3 separate regions of the Homo sapiens genome follow, and all the other regions are linked to region 1. A link is a contact called in ENCODE Hi-C data. All regions are on one chromosome and are shown on one strand. Each heading gives the region's core, a stretch centred on a gene start or an enhancer-like site at or near the end of the contact. The rest is flanking DNA. Distances are from core to core; before and after follow the strand shown.

Region 1 (3,295 bases), core at 438-2,937:
CCCATCAGTTGCAACCACAGGTTGGCTATACAAGAGTTTAACAAAAACTGATAACAGAATTCTATTGTATATTCTGTTATTATTTATAATTTTGTGCTATGTAAACATTATGTCAATAAAATTTATAATAAGCTTATATACATAAAAATATGCATCCATTTTTCACAAAAAAGCCAGCAGCTAAACATTTAGAAGTATACTATTAGGCTGCTTTCACAGTTTATAAGCCCAGATGCTATGCAGAGATTTTCTTCTTGAGTATTTTTGTCTTGGCAACTTCCTGTCACTTGGTTGCACTTACCAGTTTACTTCCCTGTAATAGGACTTGCTTGGCCCTGAACTGTAAACAGTGAAGAATATTTTAGTCGCATTTCCATAGCTAGTCACTACCTAGGAGAGTCTCTTCAAATAAGGCAATACCTGACTTTGAAAATGGTGGTTTTTCTAGCTTTAGTTTTTCAGTTGCAGCAGGAACTCTGTTACCTAAGTTAAAATACCAAAGGCAGAAACTATGTGAATAAAATTGATAGATTTGCCACGTTAAAAAGCGGTGCTTCTATAGTACGGAAAACATCATTAACGAAGTTTAAAAACTAAAGATTAATAGGAAAACATGTTCAATAACTATTTCAAAGGATTGTTGGCTTTAAAGTATAATTTTTACACTTCTGTAAGAAAACAATAATACCATGAAGAATAAACAGGCCAAAGTCATGAACAGAAATTTCACAAGGAAATTCAAATGGCAAAAAAAAATACAATAATAACCTCACCAGTAATCAAAACAATTAAAATTAAAATAAGATACATTCACTTTTAAATTTAAAGATTTTTAAATGATTATCTGGGAGAATGTATTGTGGGGAAATACAGGGACTCTCAAATAATTCGATAGGAGTGAACTTGCACCCACTTTCTGGAGGACTTTTTGGCAGGACCCTTCTTGTCTCTTGACCTCACAGTTCTACTTTAATAATTCATTTAAAGGTAATATTTAAATACATGTGGAAAGATGTAGCTAAAAAAATATTTATCACAGCTTTGTTTATAATAAATTTTTAAAAATAACTTACATGTCTAATAAGAATGAATCAGTTATTTACACAGATACAGAATCCTAAGCAACTGTAACAATTATTTAATGAAATATTATTAACTGTCATGGAATGACTTTAATGATATATAATTGTGGAATGAAAACAGCAGATGTAAAACTATGTATAACATGATCTCACACTTGATATAAATATGATTTTATATATACAATTATTTGTGTATATGTTACATACATACATATACACATAATGCATAAGATCTTAAAGGATATACACCAAAATGTTAATTGAGCTTTTGTTTCAGGTGGTTTTATTTTCTTCTTCGATTCTTTTCTTATTTGTATTTAATTGTTCTACATTGAGCATACGTTACTCGTACAATAGAATTTAAAAACCCATCCCTACACTATCTCAGCACTTTATGAGTTTCATAATCAGGTGATTCAAGGACTTGTTAGTACTCAGATTCTTGGGAATTGCAGCTGTCCTGCCTAGAGATGCAATTGGACGTAGCTCAGCAGGATAAGTACAACCTACAAGGGCACTCCTGGAAGGAGGAGAATTCCCTGTGTTTGCATTTTTTTCTGGCTACACAAATGCTGTGCTGACTTAACAGCCCACAGGTGGCTGTTCTCTTCTGCCTCGGTGTGGAAATGGAAAGAGAGACTGACTAATTTTACTGAATCATTTTACTAGTTATGTGACTGTGGGTTTGGTTACCCACAGGCATTTCTGCTGCAATTGGTTAGCCTGGGGGAAGTTTTATTTTAACATGTTCACAGAGGCTTTTCCTGTCCAAGTGAATGGTTGTGAATGACAGCGAGGGAGACTACACCCTCTCACGTATATCCATATACAAGGATTGGGACAGCCTGACCTTCTGGGATTATATCCTTTTTTTGGCATCTCTGGGTAAAAGGCCTTAGGCTTCTAACTTCAATGTTGGAATTTTGACTACAGGGCAATGTCTCATATTTCAAGCATCTCTGTAGCCTACCCTTTACAACTATCCTGAAGAGACCTCTATCCATCTGCCACAAAAAAGACCTAACACCGAGGTTGCTTCTGGAGTTAAGAGCCTGGAGTTTGCTGCCTAAGACTATGGGAAGGCTACTTCCGCACTTAAATGTGAAGTGACCCTTGGTAGGATCTGTGTTCAGTATCCCCATCATTTCTTCAGTTGAATCTATTGACAAAGGCATCATTAAAAGCAATCAACTTACATTTCATTTTGATGACCTTGTAAACAAAAAATAAAATCCTAAGCCCCCACCATCTGAACAGGCCCCCTCTTGGCCAAGGGATTCCAGAAAAACCTAAAAACTGAGTTTCCAGCCATGACCCATGATGGGACAGGAGGTCAAACATACTCTGTTAACCCCTCTCCTTTTTGCAGTTTAGACATAACTGACCAGCATTAATGTTAAAATAGAGACCACAAGACTGACAGAACAGACTCTTTATGACAATAGACTATCAAATTATAAACAGGACCTAAGGCCATGCCATGCAAGAGTTAAGTCACATGCCTGCACTAAAGAATAAACTGTGTTCTAACCATGCCACAAGGCTTTTCTTTAGCATCTAAACAAGCACTGGTCTTGAAAGAAGCAATATTAAGACAATTTTCAGCTCACCACCATACACTCACTGACCTCACTGTTTTACCTGCCATAATTATAGCTTTGATTGGACAAGTGACTGATTTCAGTAACTTTCTTCTGATAAGAAGACCACTGACCATGGACTGGCTCTGGTTGGTTTACAGAGGCTGTGCACTGACTGGAATTCCTTGTGTCCTGAAAAGACCTTTAGATGGATAGGGACTAATTATAATACATTTAAATATTGTCCCTACTCCAAGGTGAACTTTCTTCTTTCTTTCTTTCTTTCTCTTTCTTTCTCTTTTCTTTCTTTCTTTCTTTTTCTGTCTTTCTCTCTTTCTTCTTTCTCTCCCTCCCTCCCTCCCTCCTTCCTTTCTTCCTTCCTTCCTTCCTTCCTTCTTTCTTTCTCTTTCTTTCTTTGTTCTATATATGAACGTGGGTCATATGTAACATGCATGTTTGTTCAATACACATGCGTCCGGACCACCTTCATGAATATTCACCTCCTCTCGTAACCTGTTGAATATGTATGTTTAGCCAATGCACTCAGCATAAAGCTCCTACCCAATCTCGTTTGAAGGGCCTGTGCTTCTCAGCCTGCAGGATGACCACTTTGAAGGATGTAACCTTTTTATT
Region 2 (3,295 bases), core at 463-2,962, 640 kb after region 1:
GAATCATTTCTTTTTTTTTTTTTTGAGACGGAGTCTCACTCTGTCGCCCAGGATGGAGTGCAGTGGCACCATCTCAGCTCACTACAAGCTCCGCCTCCTGGATTAACGCTGTTCTCCTGCCTTGCCTCCCCAGCAGCTGGGACTACAGGCTCCCGCCACCACACCCAGCTAATTTTTTGTATTTGTAGTAGAGATGGGGTTCCACCATGTTAGCCAGGATGGTCTCGATCTCCTGACCTTGTGATCCGCCCGCCTCGGCCTCCCAAAGTGCTGGGATTACAGGCGTGAGCGACCGCACCCGGTCAGTCATTTCTTAATAAAAGAGTTGCCTGGCCTACCTCTTTAAGAAGAACAGCAACTCACCTTGCAAACATAATTCAAGTATATGTGTGTGTGTGTGTGTATATATATATACACACGCATATATATGTGTATATATATATTTATGTCAAACCTCATATATATGTATATGTGTGTGTGTATATATATGTCAATATATTTTTATGTCAAACCTCATATATATAATATATATAATATTAATAAAATATATTATATATTATATATATTATATATAATAAAATATAATATATATTATATATAATATATAATAAAATATATTATATATTATATATATTATATATAATAAAATATAATATATATTATATATAATATATAATAAAATATATTATATATTATATATATTATATATAATAAAATATATTATATATTATATATATATGAGGTTTGACATAAACCTCAGGGGTGGGGGTGGTGGAAGGGAGAGCATCAGGAAAAATAGCTATTGCATGCTGGGCTTAATACCTAGGTGATAGGTTGATAGGTGCAGCAAACCACCATGGCACACGTTTACCAATGTAACAAACCTGCACATCCTGCACATGTACCCTGCACATTTACCTATGTAACAAACCTGTAGATCCTGCACATGTAACTTAAAATAAATAAATAAATAAGGCTTTAGAATGAAATTGAGTTTAGGGCCATGAATACAGTTTGACGGGTGTGGGCACAGAGGTGATGTTTGGCATCAGAGTAGATAAGTTATTTGAAGAGAGAAAAACAAAAAGAATAGAGTAAAGCAGAAGATGAGAAACTAAACTCTACTGAGTACCCACAGTTCTGCAGTGGAGTAAAGAAGAAGAATTAGAGAAAGTACTCTCTCTATATAGTATTCGTATATGTATATGAATGAAGGATTTAGTAAAGTATAATTTATGGTAATAGTTTTTACCGTCAGAAGTATTTTCTTTATTTTATATTGAAGTTTTTGTTTTAAGATTAATACTGTTGGCCGGGCGCGGTGGCTCACGCTTGTAATCCCAGCACTTTGGGAGGCAGAGGCGGGCGGATCACGAGGTCAGGAGATCGAGACCATCCTGGCTAAAACGGTGAAACCCCGTCTCTACTAAAAATACAAAAACTTAGCCGGGAGTGGTTGTGGGCGCCTGTAGTCCCAGTTACTCGGGAGGCTGGAGAATGGCGTGAACCCGGGAGGCGGGGCTTGCAGTGAGCCGAGATCGCGCTACTGCACTCCAGCCTGGGCGACAGAGCGAGGCTCCGTCTCAAAAAAAAAAAAAAAAAAAAAAGAAAAAGATTAATACTATTGTCAGTATGCTGGTTCATTGTGGAGTATAAAATAATTTATTCTTCTCCATGAGCAAGTCGTGATCAGTTTCTTGTCTAAAAACCTTCCTATAAGTCCAGGAAAGATGGCTTATTCTGCCATCTTGTGGCTTGTTTTATTATGTTATCACTGTACATTGAGAAGTAATGGGTTAAAAGAAAACCAAACCGAAATTTACCCGAAGGTGTATTTTAATTATAGTACATACTAAGTGTATATTGGAGGCCAGGCAATAGAGCTAGGAAAATAAAAATATGAGGTATATCCTTCTCTTAAGGTTGATATTGGGCACCCGTTCAGAATATTCCTTCTCATAAAGTTCTAGGAAATAAAATCATAAATTAAGTAGGAATAAGCCTAACATGAAATGAACAAGATATTTATAAGGAAAATTGTAGAACCCTACTAAGGAACATAGAATAATGAAGGGATATATTGTAATTGTTAAAATATTTATTATTATAATATGCATACATCTTCCAGAGTAAGCTACAGGTCTGAAAATATCACAGGCAAAACCCCCAAAGAATGTTGTTTGTATATTTGAATATTATAACTTGGTAGTATAGTTCAAATGTAAGAGAAAATGTGAAACAATAACAAAAGAAAAATGAAAAAGAAAGGAGAAGAAAAAGGGCTTGCTTAAGATATAAAATGCACCATAACATAACAGTCATTAAAAGACACAAAATATGCAAAAGTAAACAAGTAGGCCAGCTGAATCGCATAGAGTCCAGGAAGAAACTCATGAAAAGTATTGACAGCTGATATTTGAAGTGACATTTTAAGTTGGTGGGGGAAAAAGAGAGCAAGTATTTCATGAATGATGTTTTAAAAATTTACCACGCATTGGGAAAAAATAGAGTTGTTTTCAACTTTAAGCTATATACCAATATGAATTTCTTATGTTTAGAGAGCTAGATGTGACAAAAAAGTCTATGTAAGTGTGATATGGTTTGGCTGTGTCCCCACCCAAATCTCATCTTGAATTGTAGCTCCCATAATTCCCATATGTTGTCGGAGGGACCTGGTAGAAGGTAATTGAATCATGGGGGCAGTTCCCCCATACTGTTCTCATGGTAGTGAATGAGTCCCATGACATCTGATGGTTTTATAAGGGGAAACCCCTTTTGCTTGGCTTTCATTCTCTCCTAAACTGCTCCCATGTAAGATGTACCTTTCACCTTCTGCCGTGAGTGTGAGACCTCCCCAGCCAAGTGGAACTGTGAGTCTATTAAACCTCTTTTCTTCTTTGTAAATTGTCCAGTCTTGGGTATGTCTTTGTCAGCAGCATGAGAACAGACTAATACATTAAATTGGTACTGGTAGACTGGGGTACTGCTGTAAAGATACCCAAAAATATGGAAGTGGTGTTGGAACTGGGTAACAAGCAGGTGTTGGAACAGTTTGGAGGGCTCAGAAGAAGACAGGAAAATGTGGGAAAGTTTGGAACTTCCTGGAAACATTTTCAATGGCTTTGACCAAAATGCTGATAATGATATGGACGATGAAATTCAGGCTGAGGTCATCTCAGATGGAGATGAGGAATTTGTTGGGAACTGGAATAAGGTGACTCTTGCTATATTTTAGCAAGGAGACTGGTGGCATTTTGCCACTGCCCTAGAGATTTGCAGAACTTTGAAATTGAGG
Region 3 (3,295 bases), core at 327-2,826, 530 kb after region 1:
AACACTACCAAGTCTTTATACACATTATTCCTTTTTCTTGGAGAGCCCCACCCCATTTCCTCTGTGTGGAATGTTTTACTCCTTTGCAAGACGTAACTTCAGTGTCAATTTCTCACAGAAGTTTCCTTCATTCACTCAGTTACCTACTCCCTCATCAATACTATCATAGCCTTCTCATGTATTATTTTTTTATTCCGCCTGCCATCTCTCAAAACTATGAACAAATAAGGTATGACTGTGCTTCTTTCTACCTGCCAACACAGGTATTCAGTCTTATTTGGAATATAATGTTTGTTCTATAAATAAAATAAATATCAAAGCTAGTTTTTTATTGTGCAAGTGAAGAGGAATTTCAGCCACAAAAAATCAAAAGCCAAGTAATCCAAAAATTATGTGTTGGCTTTTAGTATTGATTTGGATTTGTGGAGACCATTTTAGCTTCTGGATTGTGTTTACCAAGGTACAGCATTAAGCTCAAATTTGCTAAATGCTTTCTGGTCTGATATAAAGCATTCAGATTGATGGAAGTGGTTCTAAGAGTCATGATTGCCATATGGAAACACGAAGTGGACACATTTGTTACCTTAACAGTAACTTCTTTTAATGACTATACACTCTCAACTTTACACTTCTGCATAATTCATAGTTAATGAAATGATATAATAGGATGCCCCTATTTCCCATTATTACTAAGAAAAGAAAGGAAGTGTTACTACAATATCAATTTAGGACAGGTGATTACATCTTAATGTCTGTAAATGGCTATTTGCTTATATATATTGTACTAGAAAGTTTTCTTTATAAATACCAATCAATATAAGTTTCAAAGGAAAGATGGCACAAGCCAGATCCTTAACAAATAGAGTACCTGATAATTCTGAAAAGAATGATGGCAAATGAGGCTTTTTAAAGAGTACATAGGCTGGCAGAGGAAAACAGTATTCTGACAGTGTGAAAGCAAAGAGATGTTGGAGATGCCATATTTGTTTCTTTTGTTTTGTTTTGACATTCTCTGTGAAGTAGGAAATGTTACATGCAAAGAGGCTGAGATATTAAAGAAAGGGAAGAGAGAGCATAACCTGATGTATTAGAATAGGAACAACGTGGAACTAGGTTTTACTGATGTGCATTAAATAAGTGGGGCCATGTCTTACATGTAAAAATGTTTTCCAGCCATGCGCAGTGGCTCACGCCTATAATCCCAGCACTTTGGGAGGCCGAGGTGGGTGGATCACCTGAGGTCAGGAGTTTGAGATCAGCCTGGTCAACATGGTGAAACCCCGTCTCCACTAAAAATACAAAAATTACCCGGACATGGTGGTGGACACCTGTAGTCCCAGCTACTTGAGAGGCTGAGGTAGGAGAATGGCTTGATCCCAGGAGGCAGAGATTGCAGTGAGCTGAGATTGCACCACTGTACTCCAGCCTGGGCGATGGAACGAGACTCCGTCAAAAAAAAAAAAAAATCCAGTTGGTCTTAGCAACTCTATATTTCTATCAAAGGAGAAATACTTCAGCTGAAATAGTATAAAAGGGCCATGTACTCAGGGCAAGTAGTTTATACTAAAATAACCCCAATGCCATGAGTCACTTCCTCACCAACTTTGTCAATCTTTGGTTTGCTAAAAAGCAAAACCCTCCAAGAAGACAGTTGCTTAGCAAAATAGCTAGTGCTTAAGGCAAGGAACGAAGTCTAGAAAATACTCTCATTAGGAGCTACATCTTGCTTACATGGCTATCTTTAAAAATAAGGAAAAGTGCAAGGGACTTATGGCATTTTTCCAAAGGCAGAGTGCTGTTCTAGTTATCCAGCATTAGAGAGCTTACAGCTGCCTTATTAAGAGGATTATTCTTTCGGGAAGCTGGGATCTGAACTCTTTTCAGTCTTACTGGTATGTGCCCTTTTATTTTGAAAGCTCATTCATTTCAAGCAGTAAATTTTTATATTTTATTTAAGGCAATTAAGCAAAGATAATGAGACTTTTAAAAAGACAAAGAGGAAAAGAAGGGGCAAAGGAAAATAATATCCTTCCTTCCTATTCTACATCCGCTCCTGTAGTTCTTGTTTTTGCTCATAGAACCACAATCCATCAATCACCCAGGCTTTAAATCTCCGAGTCAATTCTGATCCCCTTCCTTTACTTTCTAATCCCCCCCAAAAATGATACAAACACCTATTAATTTCACCTGCTTAGTGTCTCATACATGTGATCTCTCTTCTCCTACTCCAATTCACCACCCAAAATTCCTCCCTTTATTAGAGCTTTCCTTAGTAGTGTGGGAGATAAAATCATGAAAAGAATGAAGGGACACAGTTTGAGAAGTAGAAATAATTCTGACATCAATTCTAAGAAATAATACTAAGCAACGATAATAGAAAATTGATAAACAACTCTAAAACCTTAGTTGTGATCATGCAGTGCGAATACATAGTAGACGGCAGAGACATAGCTCTGTGTCATTTGTCTGCAGTGCTCAGTGAACAGTGGTGGAGTGCTGTAAAGCTTGACAAGACAGACAGTTGAGGAAAAGAATGATCATCAATCCTTATTGCAATGCAAATGGCCCTACCCTTCTATACACGTGACTAGCTAAAGAGGTTGGCCATGAGTTGGGGGTTGGTCTGGAGAGAAAGGGAAAGAGGAACGAAGGCCATAGAGGAAAGTTCTGCTGGATAGCTAGAAAGGGTGAAATCAGATAAAGAAATCTGAGAAAATTAAAGGAAAATTATTAAGGCAGTGTCCTCACGGTTGTTGAACTCACAGGCATTGGTAGCTGGAGAGTGGATAAAAAGGAAGGATCGTGATGAACCACAAGTCATCTTCAGAAACTGAAGTCATCAAAGGTGTCCAGGATGGAGAAGAGAGAGAGTAGATGGCACTGCTGAAAATGTGACTGAGTGGAAGAAAAAAAGTGATTGCTACTATTTACAGTGTTTGTTTGCTTTGTTTTGGGTTTGGTTTAACATTGTTGTCAAAATGATTTGCAGTAGATACACTGAAAATAATTAATATGCTGGTGGCTTTTTTGGTAAGTTTTAGAAAAATTCACCACATTAATCATTAATGAAAATTTCATTAAAATTGAAGATTATACGCTATAAGTTTAAATGGCTCACTGAAAAATTCTCATGAAGTCATTTAGTTTTCATTTTACATGATAAAAATTTCACATCCTTTTCCCATTATCAACTTGGCTCCCAAGAATAAAAAAGTGGTGCTATGTAGCTAGCATGAACTAAAATAATTTTGATTAATTTTAAGAATTCCACAAACATTGATATAGAGCAATAGGT

The links. Hi-C counts contacts between places; a loop is a spot of excess contacts on that map. Pooled maps may share reads with other maps.
Region 2: a map with no recorded cell type shows a loop between it and region 1 (2.1-fold over the local background). The contact joins two enhancer-like sites. A Hi-C loop is called at or near these places in 2 of 37 single-sample maps with no recorded cell type and 5 of 50 pooled maps.
Region 3: a loop to region 1 is called in a map with no recorded cell type, with 2.5 times the contacts of the local background. The contact joins two enhancer-like sites. A Hi-C loop is called at or near these places in 4 of 37 single-sample maps with no recorded cell type and 2 of 50 pooled maps.

What each region holds. Positions count from the first base shown.
Region 1 is chr3:189,562,309-189,565,603 of GRCh38, forward strand. No RefSeq gene overlaps it. Among named protein-coding and RNA genes, the nearest start is that of TP63, 67 kb to the right of the region's middle. Within about 2 kb of position 1,688, at least 3 of the 41 ENCODE cell types and tissues checked have a DNase peak (open chromatin) inside an H3K27ac peak, as active enhancers do.
Region 2 is chr3:190,200,244-190,203,538 of GRCh38, forward strand. No RefSeq gene overlaps it. Among named protein-coding and RNA genes, the nearest start is that of P3H2-AS1, 81 kb to the left of the region's middle. Within about 2 kb of position 1,713, at least 4 of the 41 ENCODE cell types and tissues checked have a DNase peak (open chromatin) inside an H3K27ac peak, as active enhancers do.
Region 3 is chr3:190,090,780-190,094,074 of GRCh38, forward strand. All of the region lies in intron 1 of P3H2 (prolyl 3-hydroxylase 2), which reads right to left. Among named protein-coding and RNA genes, the nearest start is that of P3H2, 28 kb to the right of the region's middle. Within about 2 kb of position 1,577, at least 3 of the 41 ENCODE cell types and tissues checked have a DNase peak (open chromatin) inside an H3K27ac peak, as active enhancers do.